3 separate regions of the Mus musculus genome follow, and regions 1 and 2 are each linked to region 3. Evidence: chromatin loops called from intact Hi-C (ENCODE). Cell type or tissue: left cerebral cortex. All regions are shown on one strand. Each heading gives the region's core, and the rest is flanking DNA. Links, peaks and the distances in the headings are about the cores only.

Region 1 (7,817 bases), core at 1,355-6,354, 360 kb before region 3:
TTACTTCAGAGAAAATCCAATAGAGCCCCTGCCCACCTCCCTACATTGTATATGTATGAAGTATGTTATTTCATTAAATTCACCTAGATTTTGGGTTTCTTTTACATACAGACCTCCTAAGGGCACTGAGCACTTGTAATTTTTATGGCTGGAGTTTTAAAGATGTAGCATGTTTTCATTGGACTAAAGGACCATCTTAAAAGATGGTGGGATATTCAGATTTTGCATTCCCTTTGGGTAAACTTGGAGAGAGGTTACATATTACAGATAATGTAAAGTAACTAATACTCCAAAAGGTATTTTTAATTTGAAAGGGATTTTTTAAAAAAAGAAAGCCATTTTCATGTATAACAAAAATAGTAATACCTGTTTTATCAAAAATTGTCACCTACCCACACAGGACCATTGTTTTAATTAGTAAATTGCAGTAAAGTCTGGGATTACATCAGTTATAATGCTATTTCTGATTTCTGAAGATACGCGAAATTATGGTTTTTTTTTTTTTTTTTTTTTTTACTTGCTTCAACACTGCCCTGTGTTGGCAACATAAAATTGGTTTTGAGTAGCAAAGGTGGCAAAATGTTCTGTTCAAAGTCTGATGAACGAGTCCACACTAACACCCAGGTTCGGAAACCTTGGAATTGTTACCCTGTTAAGGATTTCTATGACCTCTCAATTCTGTTTAGACAAATTCAGCACTATTTATAACATCAAAGTAACACAGAGAGAAGGAACCCAAAACAGTTCTTAGCCCTTTGCAAGATATGCCATCTGTGGGTAGGAGCACCTTAGTTTTGGAGGACTTAAAAAAAACCACATTGTCATCTCTATTACTTTTAATTACCTGATGAAAACAAGTCTTTTTGGTAATCTCTAAGATACAGCCATCTTTCTCATGTTAAAAAGTTTAGATATTGAAAAAAATCTAGTTATCTGTAAGTGGGCATCTAAAAAAACGAATTTTCTCCCCTTCAAATGAGAATTATAGTGACTAAAAAGGCAAAGTATTTAAATCTCTTGGGAGTAAAAGCCAAGATGGTGAGGTTAACATAGAGTAGTGTTTGTACTACCTGTGAGCTGGAGTTTGGTTGTTCTGCTGCCCTTCAGAGTTGGTGCCAAACCTTAAGCACTAGAGACTCTTGAAATTGCTTATACAGTAAAAATGAAGGTTGTCAGAAAGTGAGTCACCAATTCTGAAAAGCACCAGTGTCCTGCCCTCAGGGTCAGAACATCCTCACCCTATTCACTAGTCAGCATCTGAGAAAGCTGCACGTGCCTTTCACAGGCCTGAAAGCCATGTAAGCTGGAGCTGCCAAGCAGAGGGCTGTGGGTCTTGTCTGTGAACACATCCGAGACAAGAGAAGAAACAAAACTACACCTCAACAAAACCTTCAAACACACTAGGCAGTTAAAAACAAAAATCGGAATGTTACTTAAAAGAAAAAGATAGGGATGTATCACTTTTTTTTTTTTTAAATTAACAGGTGTTATCTTTGAGAAATATAAAGAAATTGCATGCGGTCACATGACTGGAGTTAGAAAAGGATAGTTACTGCTCTCTCATTTTTTTGGCATTACTAGTTTTCAAAGGTATCTGCTCTCCCAAGACAATAAAACAGAAGTAAGTCATGGCTCAGGATGCCTTAAGGATTCCCATGAAATCCACAATGAAAAAAAAACATGAAGGCTGTTGATTTAGGGCTTAATCTAGATTGGAAGTCTGTATTTTTCCACTCAAGGAAATCTTAAATTGTCTTATCTGGTTTAATTTAAAAAGAAAACAAAAATTCAACACTGGGGATAACTGGATCCACTCTTGAACAGAGCCACAGGTTGATGAGCACAGGGAAGTAGTTCTCTCAGTCTTGGTGGGCTTGGCATCTGTACTCAGGGTGACTACATTTGTCGAATGTATTGAAACTAACAATGCACTATGTTAAAGGTCACTTCATCATAGGAATAGCAAGCACAAATACTTGGTGAACAATTTGAAAGATTCAAAAAATATCCTTAAGTTGGGTTTTAAGCAGCACAATGACTTCTATGGTCTTTTTCCTCCCTGTGACTGCACCGAATAGTGGCTGCAAATGTGACAGGAGGTGCCAATCACACATCTCTCTGATGTAGTAGTACCAATACTAAATTCTCCAATGAGTCTTGACCTAGATTCACTGCAGTTTCTATCTCCTTGAGGGACAGGAACTAAGGAGTTTTGTGTTTGGCACTGGTTATCTTTTCAACAGGCACAGACCTCCTTTACAAGATATGTTCATTTGTAATTGATGGGATGGACAGTTTTTATTCTCTTAAAAAATAGCTCTAAGGTTGTATTTTATTCCCTTCAACCTGTCATTGTAAGTTGATAAAAGTACCAAAAGCACACAGAAGAATGTGAAGTCTAGTAGCGTCATCGGAGCAATGCTTCCAAGGTTTGCCCAGCTGCCTATGCATAGCCAGTGTCACTGTCACTGGACTGTGACACTACTCCATCAGACACCTGGTTACCTACAAAATCTCTACACTTGTGCTGTAAATAGCAAAGATCTTAGCAGCTCCACTAGCTATCGATGAAATTATGAAAACTCACTTTGTTCATGATAATCCCATTCCCAAATAGATTCTTTGCATTGTAACTTCATGAGTGAGTGATACCTGTACAGGGCCAGTTCAGTTCTTTTCTATCCTACCAAACAATTTTTAAAGAAGGCATTGCAGCAGGTGACTGTCTTTATAATGATGAACCAAATTGGGCACAGGGTATATATTTCATATTCAGACTATTCATGGATTCAAATGTCTACAAATGCACACACTATATATGAAGGTAACTGTCACTTAAAGACATAACTGGACAGTACATTACAATGTGTACTGGACATTCACAATAAAGCGAGAATCATGAGGCCAAGTTGATGAAGCTTCGCAAGACAGTACTGAAAGTAGCCAGGTTCATAGCATTAAATATTCCTTGTGTTGTAGACAAGAAGCTTACCTGTGAAGACATCTCAAATGTGGCTGGGGTCATGGCAGGACTAGTGCAACTAGAGCAGCCATGAGTTAGTTTCCTATGTATAGCCACAGTGTCTTCTGGATTTCCCTTTCCTGCACTGTTTACCCGTTCCGTATAGTGAAGGTTTTCCTGATGTACAGTGTCCCTTTACATGTAGTACTTATGTCAGTCAAGCAGTTCTCAATTCAGCCAACTGGGAAAAACTGGGAGAAATTAAAAAAAGCCCTACCAGATACACCAAACATTCTGATGGTACTCTCTAGCTGAGAAACTGCCCATCTATTTCTTCTATAACATGCACAGAGAGGTGGCACATGGACAGACACAGGGAATACCTTCTAGTGTTTGGTCCAATCCATACGATAGACAAATTATAAGTGACAGTATATCCCCTCCTATGTCTCCTTCCACTCAAAATATACAAAACTCCATATTTGGATTAGGAGACAAAAGGAATAAATAGAATCAGTTCTCTGTATATATACACATCCACACATGTATACATATGTATATACACACAATCTGTATAGCTGTGCATACATCCATGTACACACAAGCAGCACATATACACACAAACACACAGCTGGACACTACCTGAATAACATATCAGGAGGCTCTGAACACCTGGATTCACAGATGATCAGATGAACTGATTGTAGAATTGATTATAGATAGCATGAAAATAAGTCTGTGGCTACCAGTCTCTTGAGAGCTTAGTATTCTGGTCTCTCTTAGGAGGAGCGGGAGGGGGTCCTCTTCGCAATGTTGCATAGCCCGAAATATGACTACCTCCAAAGCCAGCCTTCTGCTGGTCAGACAGCAGTTCTGGTGGTGGTGGGGGTAGTGCCATGTCGTCCATTGTGGCGGTGGGTTCTGCTCTGGACATACGTGAGGAGGACAGGGAGCCATGCCGCGTGATAGACTTGCGCTGCAATGTCCTGTTAAGATCAGCTAGGAATCCAGGTTGGACGCTAAGGCTGGATTTAGGAGAGGTGGGCACTTGTGGCACAACTGTGGTCATTGCTGGCTGTTCAGATATGTCAGCTTGAGTGAGGCGGGTGCTGTCATTGCGTTTGGGCCGGGTAGGTGGGGGGGCCTTCTTCACTGATGTTTTAGACCATAGCTGTGGCTGAGGATTAACAACTGCCACTTTGGGGGAGGTGTTCCCCGAGAATACAGCTGGAATCTCAATAGGGGGCAGAGGAAGCTCTATTTCAGGTGGAGGGGGTGGAAAGTCAGAATCAGATGGTGGCGATGGAAATTCCACTACAACGTCCTTTCCACGCCCACTCAGAACAGAGGCTTTTGCCGACACAATCCCTTGCTGGTGGATTCCAGGGAGATTGACTCCAGAAAGGTGTAGTTTCCCAGGTTTGGGGGGTGCTGCAGGAGGTGGTGGGGTCTCTTTGCTGGGAGACCCTGATTCTGCTGGCGGTGCAAACTTGCTGACTAGACTGTCTACCGAGGGTCGCTTGGGCTCAGGGTGCTCTGCACAACTGCCGGACTTAATGCTGGAGTTGCGCTGCGGGGTTGGGGGTGGTTTCTTTCCCCCAGGGCTGGACATCTTACTTGTCTTTTTGCCTGGAGATCCACCTTTGTCAGGGGTAGGTGAAGCCGTGGGTGGCACTGGTGGCGGTGGTGGAGGTGGTGGTGGTGGTGGTGGTGGGGCTGGGGCTGGGGCTGGAGGAGGTGGTGGAGGAAACACCAGGCTGCTTTCAGGAGGGGGAGGAGGGAAATCTGGAGAAGGGACAGGGATTGAGCTGGGCTGCCATTTGGGTTTTGCTTTTACTGCAGGAGGGGACTGTGGGGTGCCACTTGCTGGCAGGGACTTTAGGGGCTGAGAGTCCACAGGAGGAGGAGTGGGAGGGGGTGGAAACTGACTGGCTATCTGCTTCACAACGGAGGGCACAGGGGACAGTGGAGAGGGGGGTGGCTTTACCCCAAAGCTCTGCTGTTTGGGTAGTGTAGGGGGGGGATGTGGGGTAGGCTGCACAGGGGGAGTGGGTGGAATGTGAGAAACAGGGAAAACTGGCTGTTTCTTTGCAGGGGGCACAGGAGGTGCAGGGGTTGGTGGTACAGCTTGTGCTACTACTGGTGACACAGTCTTTGTGCTGGCTGAAGGAGGGATGGTCACCAGAGGTTTAGGGGGTGCTTGAGGAGGGACAGTTGCAGTGATGGGAGGAGCTGGTGGGGGTGTAGGAGGGGCTGTCTGAGGAAGGTGCTGAACCTGGTGAATCTTCAGTGGAGGAGGTTGGGGGCTGAACTGTGGTAGGGATGGGGCACATGGCACTGGCTTTAACTGGGCCATGGCTGAGCCAGGGGTTGGGGGTGGTGGCGGAGGAGGGGGTGGAGGAATAACTCCATTGGGGGGCACCACAATTTGAGCCTTGGACTGTGAAGCCAAAGGAAGAGGCTGCATCGCTGGTGGTGTTGGAGACTTAAACAGGGTCCCTGAATGCTGAGCTGCATTTTGCAGCCTGGTGATTGTGCTGTACTTGACAAACATGGTAGCTGCTGAGCCTGAAGATGGTGCAGACTGGCTGGGAAGAGGAGGAGGAGGTGGTGGTGGCGGAGGTGGAGGAGGAGGAGGTGGTGGCGGAGGAGGAGGAAGAGGCGGTGAAGGTTGTGAGGCAGTATAGGGGGTGATGATCTTAGTTTGAGGGGACAGAGGGGGCATAAGTGAAGTGTAGGACCGATTCATAGACTCCATTCTGGCCTAAAAGGAGCATAAAAAGGGAGTGGGAGGGAGAGAAACAACACAACAGTTACAGAGGTAAGCTTTGGCTCCATGAAACTAAACAGCAAGGAATTCAGGACATGCATAAAGAGGATGCAGTAGTTGGTGATTATAAAGACAGACAATGTCAGGAAGGGTTAAAATCTGATTCCTGGGTAACGAGGACATAGAAAATTTGTTTCACCCTGCAATATTCTCTTAATAGCTACACTGTCTAACCATCTAGGAATGAGTTCCTGTTGCAAAGCCATTTGGGTGGTGACAGGGTGTGTGATTTCTGCTCTTGGCTATGGGACTTTGGCAAACCCTACCCTATGCCCTCCTGTGCTCAAGAGTTCACCTTCCATCTGTTACTGCATCCACACCAAGCAGATGCCATCCTAGGCTCAGGGTCTGGTGGAGGGCCTCCTGAGGAGTGAGGACGGCTTTTTGATTCTAGTAAGCTGGCATGTGAGAATAGAAGAATGCTCAGCAGGCGTGCACAGTCATACAGCAAGGAATGAACTTGACACACACACTCGTGTTCGTGTGAAACACTTGCATCCACATGCACAGAAGTCCAGCAATGCAGGTAAGGGGGTGCATTCTTTACGTTTGTTTTACTGGAAAATACATAAATGCTTTGTAAACATTACAGCAAAAGATAAAACATCACCCAGAAGTCAGAGGAATAAGAAGTGCAAAGCTAAAGGAAGCGCCCAGGAAGCAGGGGCCAGGGTTTGCAGTAAGTGGTCCATCACTCCATCTGGATAGTGCTCAGCATTGCTGAGATGACCACACCTGCCTGAACCAACCGTGCATAGATTTGTGGCTCAAGACCTTCTGAAATAGGAAGGGAAGGGCTTGTGATTTAATAACTTTGAAACATCTTTTAGGCTCTTTGAACAACTGAAGAAATGAGGTAACCCATCTGTTTTCAATTACATAAGATACCTAATTAGCCTCGAGGATATTTAAGTTAGTGAACTGCAGTTCATTCACAGAGCTGAATTCTAATGCCCATCAGGATGTTCACATGTTTCTCTAAAAATTATACATTAAAATAAAAGCATTAGTTTGTAAGATTTGGTTATAGGAGTCACCCAGGTTAATGTGTTTTCAGAGAACAGTCCCTGACCTTAACTTGACCCTGTCTTGGCTGCTTCAGGGATGCAGACCTTAGCTGAGTTGGCCTTCTCATGTGGCACCTGAGACTGAGGTAACAGAAGAAACACACAGAGGGATAAAGACTCAAACACACTGACATTATGCATAGCAGGGTTCAATCTCTTTCTGAAACTACAATGACAGACTGCTTCCTGATCACACAGCATTTGGGTCTTCATTTTGTTTGTTTGTTTGTTTGTTTCTGACAGTGGTGGGAAGTCTAACCAGTAATCTTGTGCATGGTGGACAAGTGTTCTACCACTGGGCTACATCCCCGCCAAAGCAAAGATTTTTTATTTTTTCCAAACATTTACATTCCTAGAGTATTAGTTCCGTCTAAATTGGTTCATAAGGAACTGGGATTGGTGACACAGATACTGAAGGACAGCCAGGAAACTAAGCATGATGGACTATGTATAAAAAAGGCTGGGACGCAGCTCTGTGGCAGTGTTTGCCTAATATTTGCAAAGTCCCAGATTGAATCCCCAGTACTTGTGGGAAGATTTTAAGGTGTAAGAAAGAATTATTTAAACATTTTTGATAAAGGAGTTTACAGATGTTTAAAATTTTTACATCATTAAAATAAATTACTTTTGTTTGTTTGCTTGCTGAGACAGGGTTTCTCTGTGTAGCTCTGGCTGTCCTGGAACTCACTCTGTAGACCAGGCTGGCCTTGAACTCATACAGATCCTCTTGCCTCTACCCAAGGAGTGCTGGGACTAAAGACATCCACCATTACACCCGGCTTAAGAGCAATTATTGACTATTTCCACACCTCCTACCCTCATGCCAGTTAATCAACCACATATGCAAATTATGTAATTAATTTGTATTAAGGAAAAACTTATGAATGTGTTTGTATTTGTGACTCAGATCAAAAGAACAAAAAAAGTCAAAATGACTGTAAAAGCAAAATAGTCTCTC
Region 2 (7,817 bases), core at 1,355-6,354, 120 kb before region 3:
GGGCTAGAAACGACTGTCTGGGCAAGATGTGCCTACTAACGCCACAGTGGCAAGGCTATTAAGTGGTAACCAACTGTTTCTTGCTTAGATTTGAGGGTTGTTTTATAGGAGAGAATTAATGCCTGGTTCTGTAAACATGGTTAAAAGCCCAAGTGGATAATTGTGTCAAACTGCCTCTAAATTTCCTCCTCTCTTCTTCCTCTTTTTTCTTCCCTTCCCTTCCCTTCCCTTCCCTTCCCTTCCCTTCCCTTCCCTTCCCTTCCCTTCCCTTCCCTTCCCTTCCCTTCCCTTCCCTTGCCTTCCCTTGCCTTCCCTTGCCTTCCCTTGCCTTCCCTTGCCTTCCCTTGCCTTCCCTTGCCTTCCCTTGCCTTCCCTTGCCTTCCCTTCCTCCTCCTCCTCCTCCTCCTCCTCCTCCTCCTTCAATTTATTTACTATATATACAATGCTTCACCCGCATGTAACTATGAAGGCCAGTAGAGGGCACCAGATCTCATTACAGATGGTTGTGAGCCACCATGAGGTTGCTGGGAATTGAACTCAGGATCTCTGTTTAAGCAGACAGTGTTCTTAACCTCTGAGCCATCTCCAGTCTCTCCAAATATCTTCTTTATATCTACAGATTGGCACTGCCCTCAGCTTTGGTCAGAGGAGCTTCTCCTTTCAGTGAGCAGTGGTTAATGCAGAGACTCAGAACTGGTTGAATTACAGAGAGTAAGTGACCTTTGAGTGCTTGTCTCTAATCTAAATGGGACATTTAGGCTACTTTCTCCAAAGATGAGGGAATACTGCAGAAGTGGTAGGCAAGGGCTAGAAAATAATGAAGTGCTGCCTGTGGATAGGACATGGTCACGATACCCATGAATTAAGCAGCTGCAGTTACTTTCACAAGACCTAAACAAGATGAGGGCTTATCACATCATATCACAAGCCTCTCCCCCTTCCTGAAGAATGATTGGCAGGCAATGACTGGTAGGAGAGCGAAACTCATATTCTTCAGTGGTCTAGCCACTGTTAAGTCAGTCATGCTCCAGTACATACATTCTCCCCGTGCTCATGAAAGCCATCCTACTTAGACTCAACGAATCACACCCCACACCCTCCAAAACCAAATAAATATGTAAAAATAAGAGGCAGACTAGTAAACAGGAAAAGTGCTGGGTCAACAATGTTGAAGGTGAGCTGGTGATCCCATCCTTCCACTGGGGACCCTGTCTGTCTACTGGAGGTGGTCTCTTCAGGGCAATTTTGTCTAAGGTCACCCCCATTGAGTCCTGGGAGCCTCTCACATCCCAGGTTTCTGGAACTTTAGAGGTTCCCCACACCTCACCCCCAGAAGCTGCTTATTTCTGTTCATTCTCCTGGCCCACTGGGCTTCTCTCCTCCTGTCTTCTTCCATACCTGCAAGAAACACAGAGACAAAAATGGAGCAGAGTGAAGGAAAGGCTATCCAGTGATAGGCCCAACTTGGGATCCATCCTATGGGCAGGCACCAAACCCTGACACAATTACTTATGTTATGTTGTGCTTGCTGATAGGAGCAACTGTTAGAGAGCATGGCTGTTGTCTGAGAGGATCTACCAAAAGCTGACTGAGACAGATGCAGATACTCAGAATCAACCATTGGACTGAGGTCGGGGACCCCTATGGAAGAGTTAGGGGAAGGATTGAAGGAGCTGAAGGGGATGGCAACCCCATAGGAAGACCAACAGTGTCAACTAACCTGGACCCCAGGGAGCTCTCAGAGACCAAGCCACCAACCAAAGAGCATACATTTGCTGGTCCAAGGCTCCTGGCACATATGTAGCAGAGGACTGCCTTGTCTGGCCTCAGCGGGAGAGAATGCACCTAATCCTGTAGAGACTTGATTCCCCAGGGAAGGGGGATGCCCAGGATGGGGATGGGGAGGGGGAACACCCTCTAAGAGGCAAAGGGGAGGGAGAGTGGGATGGGGAACTCTGGGAGGGGGACCTGGAGGGTGGCAACATTTGGAATGTAAATAACAAAACAAATCGAACAAACAAACAACTTAGATAGACTTGTTGTGAAGAAGAGATTCAGCAGAAAAGGGCAGGAGGTATGAGAGGCTATAATGGGTGAACATGATTGTCCTGGTTTGCTTTCAATTGCTGTAATAAACACTGTGGTAGTTTGAATAAAAGTGGCCCCCATAGTCCCATAGGGAGTGGTAATATTAGGAGGTGTGGCCTTGTTGGAAAAGACTTAGTTGGAGGAGGTTTGTCACTGGGAGCCCTCATGGCTTTCTCAGTCTGTTGTATTATAGAATTTAGGTTTATCTGCTTGGGGGTGGCACCGTGGGCTGGGCCTTCCCACATCAATTATTAATCAAGAAACTGCCCCATTGACTTGGCTATAGGCAATCTGAATAGAAGCATTTTCTTAAGTGAGATTCCCTTTTCCTAGAAGACTCTAGCTAGTGTCAAGCTGATAAAAAAACAAACAAACACAAACAAAAACAAAACAAAACAAAACCAAAATCAACCAAACAAAAAACAACAAACTAGCTGGCAGAGTAAAAAAGACCAAAAATATAGTAAACATGAATGAAATTGTCAAAGAATAAAACATTTTTAAAAAATGAAAGAAGACTAAAAGAAGAAAAAGCTAAAAAAAAAAAAAAAACCAACCACCCTCTCCAAAAAACAAAAACAAAAACAAAAAACACCAAACAACCAAACCAAACCACCACCACCACCACCGAAAAACTCTGTCAGGAGAAGATATACACTTTGGGGAGAGTGAAGGAGAAGAGCATATATCACAGAGTGGAAGGAAGTAATCTTAATGACCTGATGGCTGAAAAGAATTCTTGTTTTAGGGGAGAAAGCAAAAGGAAACGCAATGTTAGGAGTCTCCTACGGTGTGGGAGTATGTGCTCTAACTGGCAAAAGCCCTCCAAAAATGTTCAGATCTATTCACAGGATATAATATGCAAAGGTATGTGTTGAATGTATTCAAGAAGTTGGGGCTTCATTTCTATATCTAGAACAAGAATTGTTTGGGCTGGGGAGATGGTCCAGTGGTTATTAAGAGTGATTGTCATTCTTATAGAAGACCTGAGTTTTGTTTCCAGTACGCACATGGCATGGCTCACAGGATCCACAAGAGCCATGGTCATGGTGTCTACTGTAGCAATTGAAGGCAAACCAGGACACTCACAAGCATCCACTACACCCTCATACATCCTGCCTGTTTCTGCTGAATCCCCCTCCTCTTCCCAAACTTGTCCCTTATTTTCATGCATTTTCTTGGTTTTTGGAGGATATAGGATGTGACTCAGTGAGTCTAATTAGAATTGCTTTCATGAGCATGGGGTGGGTGTATTTACTGGAGCATGGTTAACAGTGGCTACATCACTAAAGAAGATCCAAGACTCTCTTCTGGCCTCCACATATGCTCCCCACACATGGTATATACACACATACACATCAAGATAAAAAAACAAACAGACTATAAAAAAAAAGGATTCGGGGCGTGGGTGAGGTCCTCCCATCATGGATTTAAAGTCTCATCCTAACTGAGTAATAATGGTCAGAATGGAAAGTTGTACTACATCTAAAATGCAAGGGAGAAAAAAAAACTAGACAAGTGGACTGGTGGAGCTTCTGATCCTGGCCCAAGCATCAGAGCCATGGTGGAAGCCATCATCCACAGTCAGCCAGTATTTGGAACTGGAAGCTCTGCAGCATACTGAGGCTGAAGTGTATGATGTTATTTACACTGTCTGTTTCACCATCTTTTAGAATAACAGCCATTTGGGAAGTGTCCTCTCTCATGCATGTCATTAAGATGTGTTCAGATCCCAGGTCTGGGATGATACAGTGCTGAGTGTGTATGTGCGAGTTTGTGTTTATGATTCATGTGTAGGTATATGAGGTGCTAATGACTGTCAGATGTTCTGCCTTATCCAGTGCTTTTTAGGGAGACATCTATATAAACTCAGTGAGGAAAATGACATCTTTTTCACGATCCTCTCTAACTGAAATTTAACACCGCAATGATATATTTAGGCAATGAACCACAGTAATTTTACTTTAACTTGTGACTTTGTCATCAGTAGAAATCACAAATTATTTTCTTACCACATTATTTGATGCAAATATTCCTTTGAAAAAAATTAAAGCCAAGTGTTGAAGTATACAGCTTTAATGGGAGGCCAAGGCAGGACTGGAGTGGATTCCAAGCTGGGAATTTCACTGGGCTATGCAGTGAAACCCTGTATCAGAAAACTAAAAAAGGCTCTGTAGAATGTAGCTCAATGTACGTTCTTATGAATAAGGCTTGAAGTCTGATCCCCCTCAAAACATACACACATAGACACCCCCCCAAACTAACACCACCATATTGACCCCTCCCTCAAATATTTGAAAACTGTTTTCTTTTTGTTTTGTTTGTTTATTTGGGTTTTTTTTTCCAAGACAGGGTTTCTTTGTTCAGCTTGGCTGTCCTGGAACTCACTCTGTAGTTGAGGATGACCGTGAACTCATAGATCTGCCTATCTCTGTCTCTGTCTCTGTCCCGAGTGCTGGCACTAAAGATGTGCCACCATGCTTGATTGATGACAACTGTGTTCTAGTAGTGTAGTGTAGATGAGTTTTTGATTTTGCAATCATATGTATTTATTTTATACATTTCAAAAATACTGAGATGAGGCTTTTAGATGGGTAAAGGGGTTCTGGACACAAGAAAGGCCAAGAACAGTCAGGCTTAGTTACTGGGATGTAATAGGAGTTCACATTTCAACAAATCTCATTTTCATATCCACTCTCATATGCTACATTACTTCCACTTGGGTGGCAAAAAGGCAAGAGTCAAGAGGTTCTGTGAACCCCTTTTCTGTGCAGATACACCATACATACTGTCCAGTTTGTAGACCAATTCAGAGACTAGATTTCTAAGAATTAGAAAGAGTGGTAGATTTAGAGATTAGGCAGATCTGAGAGACTGTGTCCATAATATTGGGTACAAATTGTACATTTCTGTTATTAGACGCGTTCTCACGACCGGCCAGGAAAGACGCAACAGACCAGAATCTTCTGCGGCAAAACTTTATTGCTTACATCTTCAGGAGCAAGAGTGCAAGAAGCAAGAGAGAGAGAAAACGAAACCCCGTCCCTTTTTTAGGAGAGTTATATTTCGCCTAGGACGTGTCACTCCCTGATTGGCTGCAGCCCATCGGCCGAGTTGACGTCACGGGGAAGGCAGAGCACATGGAGTGGAGAACCACCCTCGGCACATGCGCAGATTATTTGTTTACCACTTAGAACACAGCTGTCAGCGCCATCTTGTAACGGCGAATGTGGGCGCGGCTCCCAACATCTCCCCCTTTCCTTTTAATAAGAGCAAATAGGCCACCCATATTAATGAGAGTGGAGATAGAGGTCAAATCCCCAGTGTGTAGGTAAAGGAGCCATGTACAGGATTAGCTCTTAGGCTCACAGGCTTTTACCCAGAGCAACCCTGACCTGCTCCCGTGTCGTTTTGCCTGGAGAGAAGGACACTTGGACACTCAACCTTCTTGAAAGATGACATGTCTCCCTAGAATAGGCTCATATATGCCGCAGAGCCTTTCCATTGCAGTGCTTAGCCGTGCAACTCTCTCGGGCTGCTGAAGCACACTCACTCTATCCCGTGCAATGAGTCTAGCCTCGTGAGATGTAAGAGCTGAGTGGCCAGCGACCTATTGCCTAAGCATAGATAACCATATATCAGGGGAAGCTCCATGTTCTAGTCCTGCAAGCGCCTGGGCAATAACCACCTTGTCTCTCCTAGTTTAGGCCTTAAGCTTACAGACCAATCAAAGAAGCAACACTAATCCACAGCAAAGTGTATCTCCAAATAATATTAATCCCACCCATTTTTTAAAGAAGGAAAATGCTGAGGAGATCCAATTGGGTAATCCTTTGGTCAGCGACAGGTCCAAGCGCGTGGAGTTGACCTGAAGTCTCAATTCCCGAAGGATCTGTTCAAATTCAGCCATCCAATTCTGTAACATATACTGAAAAAGACTTTTTGACAAATTAGCTGCCCTAGTAAATTTAACATACTGAATGGAAGTAACACACAATCCCGGAAACTTTTGTTCACATCCCAGCTGAGTTATTTGTCATAATACATCTAGTTGTATCTGGACAAGATCTATGCGTTGATTAACCAGCATGAGACCTCTCTGTATCTTGACATTAGCTGAGGCCTGTTCATCTATGACTGTAGTCACTGAGGCTGACAAAGTGTTAATGGTGTCAGTCGTCTGGACCTGTCCAGACAGAGCCAAGGCTGTCTGAATCAAGGCTAAACCCAGTTCCTAGTTAGTGGTAAAAAAGCAGGAGAATACTTGAGCATTATACATCACCGTCATTGGGAGTGGAAATATCGACATTATCCCCCAACGCTGCTCTCTCTTTATTATTGACGCCCTGGACATCACCAAGACGAGGGACATCAGTATTCCCTTGGTCAGTCTGGATTTTTCGGGTGAGTCTTTCTGGTATCCAAAATGGGTTGTCTTCATTCTGTGGGAAAACACAGATAGCTCCCCTGGATCTTATCAAAATAGGATCCGGGCCATACCATTTATTATCAAGGACATTTTTCCATTTAACCATCTCATTGGGCCTATCTGGCTCTGTACAATGACGTTCAGCCGCAGTATGGCCATGAGCATCAATATTTAAAAAATTGAGTGTAAAGAGTGCCATAGACACAGACACTCTTGGTGCTCGGGGTACAGTCTCCTCAAAAGTTCCCCTCTTCTGTTTTATAAGATAGGCTTTGAGGGTGCGATGCGCACGCTCAACAATACCCTGTCCTTGAGGGTTGTATGGAAGTCCAGTCAGGTGGGTTACGTCCATCTGACGGCAGAACTGCTGAAATTTTTGAGACGTATAAGCTGGTCCATTATCAGTCTTAAGGAGTTTGGGTTTCCCCCAAGCACTCCATGCCTCAAGACAATGTTGAATCACATGTGAGGCTTTTTCTCCGGTTAAAGGAGAGGCAAACATGATGCCAGAACATGTGTCAATGGACACATGGAGATATTGAAGTTTTCCAAAGGAAGAAACATGTGTAACATCCATTTGCCAGACCTGTAGAGGTCGAATACCGCGTGGGTTAATTCCCACATGAGGAACTGGCAAGAACTCACAGCAGCTTTGACATTGAGTAACAATGTCACGGGCTTCTTTTCTTGTCAGGGAGAAACGACTGCGTAATGTTTCAGCCGTCACATGAAAATTGTTATGAAAATTTCTTGCAGCCTCTACCGGGGATGATAGGGCAGCAGCCACCACTTTAGTGGCCTTATCTGCCAAATCATTTCCCAGAGCCATGGGGCCAGGTAGGCCTGAATGGGCTCTAACATGAGTAATATAAACAGGAAATCTTCTAGATAACAAAACTAATTGTATTTGCTGAAAAATATTGGCAACTCTACTGGAAGGCTTAATCACTCCAGCCACTTCTAAAAGATTTACTGCATTAACCACATAACAGGAATCTGACACAATATTAAGGGGTTCTAAAAAGGTTTTTAAAACTTCTAAGACCACTAAACATTCTACCACTTGAGGTGAATTTTCATTATATTGTTTGGATACCACTTTACCATTAGCCACATAGGCACCTATGCCAGTTTTTGATCCATCAGTATATACCACAATCCCATTTTTAAGTGGGTTTCTTACTGTTATTTGTGGAAACACAACAGATTGATTTTGGGCAAACTGTAAGATTGGATGTTTTGGATAATGGTTATCTATTTTTCCTGAAAAGGAGGTAACTAAAACTGCCCAATCATTAGA
Region 3 (7,817 bases), core at 1,618-6,617:
AAATGGCCAACCAATAACAGGCCCAGCTTGAGACCCATCCCATGGGCAAGCACCAATCCCTAACACTACTAAGGATACTCCGTTATGCTTGCAGACAGGAGCATGTTGTCTTCTGAGAGGCTCCACCCAGCAGTTGACTCAGATATATACAGACACCCACAGCCAAACAGTGGATGGAGCTTGGGGACTCTTGACAGAAGAACAGAAGGAAGGATTGCAGGCCCTGAAGGGGATAGGAACTCTACAAGAAGACCAACAGAGTCAACTAATCTGGACCCTTGGGGCTCTCAGAGTCTGAAACACCAACCAAACACAGCTGGACCTAGGGCTCCCCACTCATATGTAGCAGATGTGTAGCTTGACTGTCATATGGGCCCTGAACAACTGGAATAGGGACTATACCAAAAGCTGTTGCCTGTATGTGGGCTATGTTCTACTAGCTAGGCTTACTTGTCTGGCCTCAGTGTGGAGACTTGAAGTGCCAGGTTGGAGGGATACTCAGTGGGAGCCCCCACTGCTCAGAAGAGAAAAGAGGGGAGGGGGTGACTGGGAAGGGGGCAATGAGTGGGATGTAAAGTGAATTAAAAAAAGAAAATTAAATTATAAAAAAGATTTCCTAGCAATGGGAGAGCTTGAACTGGCCATCTCCTGTGACCAGAGAAGACTTCCAATGGAAGGACTGTGATACCAAACCAGCCACAGAACCTTCAACCCACAATCTGTCCTGCTTACACGATGTACAGGAGTAAAGCTGGAACGGAATTTGAGGAAATGGCCAACCAATGGCTGGATCCAGCTTGAGACCCATGACATGAGAGGGAGCCCACCCCTGACACTGCTAATGATACTCTGCTATACTTGCAGACAGGAACCTAGTATAACTATCATCAGAGAGACTTCACCCAGCAACTGATGGAAACAAATGCAGAGATCCACAGTCAAACACTAGGCTGAGCTCGGGGAATCCTGAGAAAGAAGGGGAAGAAGGATTGTAGGGGCCAGAAGGGTCAAAGACATTACAAGAAAACCTACAGAATCTACTAACCTGAGCCCATAGGAGCTTACAGAATCTGAACCACCAACCAGAGACTATGCGTGGGACTGACCTAGGCCCTCTACACTTGTGTAACAGTTGTGTAGCTTGGTCTTCAAGTGGAACTCCTAACAGCAGGAACAGGGGCTGTCTCTGACTCTGTTAACCTGCCTTTGGGGCCCTTTCCTCTAACTGGGCTGCCTCTTCTAGCCTCAAAAGGAGAAGGTGTGCATAGTCCTAATGCAATGTGATATGCCAAGGAGTGTTGATATCAGTAGGGGAGGAGTGGATGGTATGGAGAAGGTGTGGGGGAAGGATTTGGAAGAGAGGAGGGAAGAGAAACTGTGGTCAGGATGTGAAGCTAAGTAATTAGTTAATTTAAAAATATAGCAGCAAGGAAAACAGCAGCAAAGGCCCACAACTTCTCTGAGACAGAAGCAGAAGCTGATATTCAGAGTTGGCACATGATATTATTTAAAATATTCATCCTAAAAAAAAAGCATAAAGCATGCTGCCAAGCCTAAAGGTAGGACCTATATGAGGCACAGGGTAGGGGAGACCAATAGAAACTGCCTTAGGAAAACCAGATGCCACACTTCACAATAGCTACAAGCTGGTTATCATAAATAGGTAGTCAAAGATCTAAAGGAAGTTATGGCTGAAATTTAAAATAAAGTATGAGAATAATGTCCAAATAATAGAAAATTGATACAATTAGAAATTGTAAGAGAAGAACCAAGTAGATAGAAATCAGGATTTGAGAAGTTGCTGTTGAGTGAATTTCTATTAGCACATATCAATTATATGTAGTAATGGGTTTCGTTATGAAAATTTCATGCATGTATATTGTGTATTTAGTCATATTTACCCCCTATAATAACCTTTTCTTGTCCCTCACTCATTCCACTAATCCTCTTCACCTTTCCACCCAACCCCTCCCCCATTGTCATATCTGCTTCTCATTGTGTTGATAGCATCAGGCATTCCAGAAGAGTTTGAGAAAGGGGAAAAGAAAAAGAACTGATAGACTATTTGAAAAAAAGAGGGACTAAAGACTCTCCAAAGTCGATGGGAAATGTAAGCCTGCATATCCAAGAAGCTTAAAAAAACAAAACAAAACAAAACAAACAAAAAAAAAACCACAAAAAAACTCTAAGCAGAATAAACTGATATATATTGACTTCAAATACATAAAGCCATAAAGCATATTCAAAAACAAATAGGTTCTTGAAAGCAAGATGATCTCTTGTGTACTGTCCAGAAGCATCACTTGTTAATAAAAAGCTGATTGGTCAATGAGCTGAGGCAGGAAATGGGAGGTGGGAGTTCTGGTAGGGAGAGAGGAACTCTGGGATACAATCAGGCATAGGAAGGGATTAGCCTTGAACTCTGAGGAGACAGATGCTTGAAACCGAGAAGAGGAAACCAGCCATGTGGCACTCATAGAATATGATAAATGGATTTATTAAGTTACGAGCTAGTCAGGGAACAAGTCCAAGCTTATGGCCTAGGCATTTATTCAAATATAATTAGGTCTTGGAGTCGTTATTTTGGTAACTGGAGCACAGTAGAAAAGCCCATGGTTACAGCATTAAAAACAACTCACATACAAGGGAAGCTCATAACGGCACCATCCATAATAGAAACAAATGTTTATGGATGGATACATGGATTTCTAAACTGTGGCATAGCCGTACAAAACCATATTGCTTATTCATAAAAAACAACAGAGCTCTGGTAGATGTTACAACATAGGTGAACCTTGGAAACACACTTAATAAAAGAGATCCAGTCACAAAAGACCAAATATTATATGATTTTGTTTCTACAAAATGTGAATAGCTGAATCCACAGAGACAGAAAGACCAGTGGTTGCCCAAGGTGGGTATCTGAAAGAAGGGAAACTGACAAAGGATACCAACCAACTAACCATCCAACCAACCAACCAACAAACAAACAAACAGCAGCTCTCTGAATAAGCAGTAATGACCAGTGTTCAATACTGAAAGTACAGTAAAAGCACTCCGTTAAGTACTTTTAAACAGTAAGATCTGTGAATGTGTAGTTTACCCAATAAAGCTTTTATTTAGAAATAATGAAGCAATCCACTTGGCAGATGCTTCAGGTGAGATACTGAAGAGGGGTTTGAGTTACCATAAAACTGCCCATCATGGCTGAAATTGAAGTGGTGTGCAGGGAGGGGGGTGAGACATTTAGTCCTAAAGAAATAGTTTAAGTAGCATGTAGGTGGCCAAAAAAGGTATCGGTTGGGCCTTCTCTTTGGAATCTTAGAGATTTTAGCTTTGTCCTGTTACATTATTCACTTAACCCTATTCAAATCTCCCTGCAACATTCCTCACCAACCCACCACCTGCCAAAATGTTCTGGATTATTGAATGAAAGACAGACAGACAGACAGACAGAGTCTTCTATTTTAACATGCCTTAAACAATATAATGGCAGAGCCACTCTCAAATTTCATCTAGTAGCCAAGGCCTACACTCTGATACTCCTGAATTATTGCTTACTAAAATTATTCAATCTTTGCTACCCAGATCCACTCTGTCTTCCGAAGCTCTTACATGGCTGGCACCCTTCTTCCATGGCTCTCAAACCCTGGCATGATGATTCCAAATCCTTTTCCTAGTTTCCTTGTCCAGAAAATCTAGTCTCATCTCTATCTCCCTGCCCAGCAACTTTATTTACAAATTAGAATCAGTTGGGGCAAGGACCCTTAGCAGCTAACACTCGGGATTCTCATGTAATTTGGGAACCCATAAGGCAAGCATTAAATCAAATCCACAACATTGTCCTCCAACCCAAGAAAGCAGAAAGGAAATGCCAATGAACGAGTGAGGTGTAGTTTATAGTTTACCTGGAACCCCTCATCATTATTTAAAAGAATAAAACCCTAAATTTTGCATTAAAATTCTAAACTCTAACCATTAGAAATCCTTGGCATATGTTTTGTTTCTTTGTAACACATCTGAAAACAGACAGCAACCTGACCTGTGTGCTCAGGGCATAGTTGAGCCCGTGCTTTGGGGATCATCTTCTTTGATAAATTCTGAGCCTTAGTAAATGTAATACTGACTTTAGAAGCCATTAAAATACTAACCCTAGCTCTCTCTGCTTCTCTAAATTTTCTTACTTGACTGCTGTTAAAGTATGATGTGGTGTGGGCTTAGGCGCCTTCACTGCCAAACACCACCCAAGCAATTGTCTTGTGGGCGTGTCCCAGCTGGAGAAACATACTCGCCTTAGAAAACTCAGCAGCTCACTAGTTTTTGATGAGACTGTGAAAACCATGGCAAATGACTTACTTGAGGTCTATGAGATACGGGGGGGGGGGGGGGGGGGGGGGGGAGGGGGATTTCAGTGTGGACCTCATCACCTGCATGATTGTGTTCTTAGTTTTATTTTATTTTATTTTATTTTATTTTAAGATATTGAGCTAGAACAGCTCAGATGCTCCAAGGGGAACGGGAGACTATGACTCAGGACCATACCTTGCACTCTCCTGCTTGTGGCTCTGGCAACCTGAATGTGCTGCTCTAGATCATAAAAAGCATCTTGTTCAGAGAGCAGAGTGTGGGTGGTGGGTGGCTCACAGCCACTGTGGGAGCCAGCGGGCAAGGATGGATTAGAGACTACTTTGAGATCTCAGGAAATGGAAACCTAAGGACTCAAGAATTGTTTCTTCTTCAACCAGAGCCACACAGTAGTAAGCATTCAAATAGTTTTAAACATATAGGTCACTGACTTAAGAGTTCTGTGGTCATCTGACATCGTGAAACTACTCAGTTGAAATTGTAGTTCACAGAGAGAGGGATCCAAAGGTGAGGAGCGGGGTGGACACTGAGATATCAGGTCAGAGCAGGAGGTGGGATTCAGAACCTGAAGAACCTCAGGTGCTTTCTAAAAGGAGTTTGGACACCATCTTGTCGACAACAGGACACGCTGCAAGATTTCCAACCCAAGTTCATGGAGGACAGAATTGCTTTTTAAAGGATCACTCGGGTTTGCAGCAATGAGAAGTGGGAAGGATATACAGGATCGGAGACCAGTTAGGGATGGTCATGGCTTGAGTGTAATCATAGCTAATAGTTCCATCCTGGCTTGAGGATTGCGGCTTTAAGGAATTGTCTCTGAGCAGGGGCTCGGGAGGCTCAGTAGTCTGCTCTGTTTGCCTGCTGCCTGTCTGCTTACTAGAAAATATGCCTATGATCAGATTTGGGTCTCAAATTTCAGAGAGACAAGTTTGGATGATGGTTATGAACTTTACAAGAAAAAAAAGAGGCAAGAAAGAGGAATAAAGAATAGAGAATATGTTACCTGAAACAGAAGCATCAAGAGATCACTGCACAAGCCTTTCATCCCAGCATCAGGGAGGCAGAAGCAGGGGGATCGCATTGAGTTCAAGGCCAGCGTGGTCTACAAAAGCTCCAGGACAGCCAGGGCTACACAGAGAAACCCTGTCTTGAATCTTCCACCCACCCCTAGAAAGGATCATTTGCAAACTTGTTTTGTAAGAACTGCTGTAAGATTAGTGCCAGAATTTTCAAGCTGTGTAACTTCTTCAGTGATTATATTTATCTTGAAATACATTGTAAAGAGCTTAGATACTAAATAAACAGTCTCCTAGTGATCTCATGCATATGCATCATGCCAAAGGGGTGAAGGGTGATTGAACCTCATGAAGCAAGCCCGTCAGAAATCTTGTTTGACCTTGTGTCTGGAACAGGAGCCAATCCTAACTTTATATCCTAGAGAACTCTAGATTTTCTGTGAAAAATGCTCACTCTATGGGGGTGGTGGAGGAGATCAGGGCTGGAAGCCAGTTTATCCAATCCCTGTCTGGAGCACGTGGGCAGATGTGAAAGTGGGAGCAATATTCATACCACACATTGGTTTCCTTGTGAACATGTTAATGCAAATTTGCAACCATGGCAACAAAACAGCTTTATTAAAACATAAAGTCTCCATGTTATTGCACTTAACACACAAACGTGCGTGCGTGCGCACACACAGACACACACACACACACACACACACACTCATGTCCCCAAACCCAAACTAAGCAAATGCAAACCCTCTGATTTCTTGCTAATAAGTAAAGTTAGCATTTTTTCTTGTTTACCCATTTCATTAGGAATATTTCATTAAAAGATTCCAATTATTCTATAACCCTTTGTAGTTCAAAGGAAATCATTTTAGAGAAGTAATCTGGGTTTGAAGAGGATGACAATCCAAACAAGAAATGAAGAGATGGCTTTAGAGGTTTCTTATTTTGGCACTGAATAAAGTCAGAGAGAATGGGGGCAGAGTGTTAGGACTGCCAGAGGAAAAACAGAGGGGAGAGAAGAAAGAATCCTTGTGAAGATGTCAGGACTCTGTAGCCAGGGCTAGGACTGAGGATCCATGGTGATCACAGAGGGATGAGGGCAGATACTTTTTACCACTTACTTTTATATTTTGTTACTTAATGGATTTTGTTACATTCATTTTGATATTTTTAAAGAAAAATCTATTTAGCTCAATATATTTCCTGAGCTCTTTAAAATTGGTATCTGATATTTCAGTTTACCCAGTTAACCTGCCTTATTAAGGATAGAGATTTACAAAGAAAGAAAAAGATACATAGATTACACTAGAAATTCTGATTACATTTTGAGTTCAGCTTGGGAGGTGAGGAAATGTTCTCTAGGCTTACAGACCCCAGCGGCACCCCTGTAGCCAGGGGCATGTGAAGGGCTGGAAGAGCTGGGGCATTCCTCAGTCTCAGGGGGGCAGAGCACCTTCATGATCTCTTCCTCTGAGGGCTTCGACCAGTTCTTGGGTGTAGATAGTTTGGTTACAGACCTCAGTAAAACTTTCTTACGTTGTCTATGCTTTGGCTTGAGTGAGTATTTGGGATCTGTGGGTTTATAACTTTCATCAAATTAAGAAAATAATCTAAGCTGTCTCTTGAAATATTTCTTTGCTCCCCCTCCCTTGTTTCCCCTCAAGAGTTTTGTTTCTCCGATAACGTGTGTATTGAACCACTTGAAGGTCTTAGGTGCTCTGTCTTTCTGTCTGTCTGTCTGTCTGTCTTTCCCCGCCCCCCAATACTGGTTTCGTTAGAGATCGGTTATATTGCTGTGCTTTCAAGTTCACTAATTCTATTTTATTTATCAATAACCCACTGTTTATCATAAATTTCTGGCACTTAATCAAAGGAAGTTCTAGTTGGGTCACTTTAAATATAGTTCATTAACAAGTTTACAGTTCCTTTCACGGTCTTGAACATTTGGAATATAACAAGAATGACTGTTCTTGTCTACAATTCTAACATCTTTGATAATGTTTTGTTGTTATGTTTTTTTCTACTTCTTTATACTTTCTTGCACGCGCTCGACTGGCCAGGAGGAACGATGCTGCAACAGGATCCTTCCGCACACGTTTATTAGGAGAGCTTGATTGCAGAGGCAAAGAGACCCAAGCCCAGAACTGGTGCTGCTTATATAGGCCTAGGAGAGGCGTTCTCTCTCATCTGATTGGTTAACTTGTCTCTCATCTGATTGGTTAACTTTGGTCAATTCTCAAAACCTCATCTTGGCAAAAGAACCTTTACTGCCTATATATGTGTGGTGGCCAGCAATAGCCAACTGCCACTCTGCAACTGCCACTCTGCAACTGCCACTCTGTAACTGCCACTCTGTAACTGCCACTCTGCAACGGCTCCCCACAATACTTAGTAATCTTGGATTAGATAGCAGTTGGAAAATTTTCCTTGTTGTCCGGT

What was found. Peaks named below come from ENCODE experiments on the same cell type or tissue, not always from the same donor. Only the 100,000 strongest peaks of a DNase experiment are listed, where the experiment ranks them.
Region 1: a loop joins it to region 3, with 5 times the contacts of the local background. A loop is called at or near these places in 3 of 42 quality-filtered maps.
Region 2: a loop joins it to region 3, with 5 times the contacts of the local background. A loop is called at or near these places in 9 of 42 quality-filtered maps.

What each region holds. Positions count from the first base shown.
Region 1 is chr1:60,484,596-60,492,412 of GRCm38, forward strand. It overlaps Raph1 (Ras association (RalGDS/AF-6) and pleckstrin homology domains 1), which reads right to left. Exons shown (of 14, transcript NM_001045513.3): 14 at 1-5,726. The coding sequence ends at 3,705. Among named protein-coding and RNA genes, the nearest start is that of Raph1, 78 kb to the right of the region's middle. In left cerebral cortex, for the core only: no CTCF peak of the experiment used is centred there; DNase peaks (open chromatin) are centred at 4,265 and 4,853; H3K27ac peaks cover 1,828 bases.
Region 2 is chr1:60,719,867-60,727,683 of GRCm38, forward strand. No RefSeq gene overlaps it. Among named protein-coding and RNA genes, the nearest start is that of Cd28, 23 kb to the right of the region's middle. In left cerebral cortex, for the core only: no CTCF peak of the experiment used is centred there; DNase peaks (open chromatin) are centred at 3,259 and 3,872.
Region 3 is chr1:60,841,269-60,849,085 of GRCm38, forward strand. No RefSeq gene overlaps it. Among named protein-coding and RNA genes, the nearest start is that of Gm38137, 19 kb to the right of the region's middle. In left cerebral cortex, for the core only: no CTCF peak of the experiment used is centred there; DNase peaks (open chromatin) are centred at 4,267, 4,603 and 5,853; H3K27ac peaks cover 3,150 bases.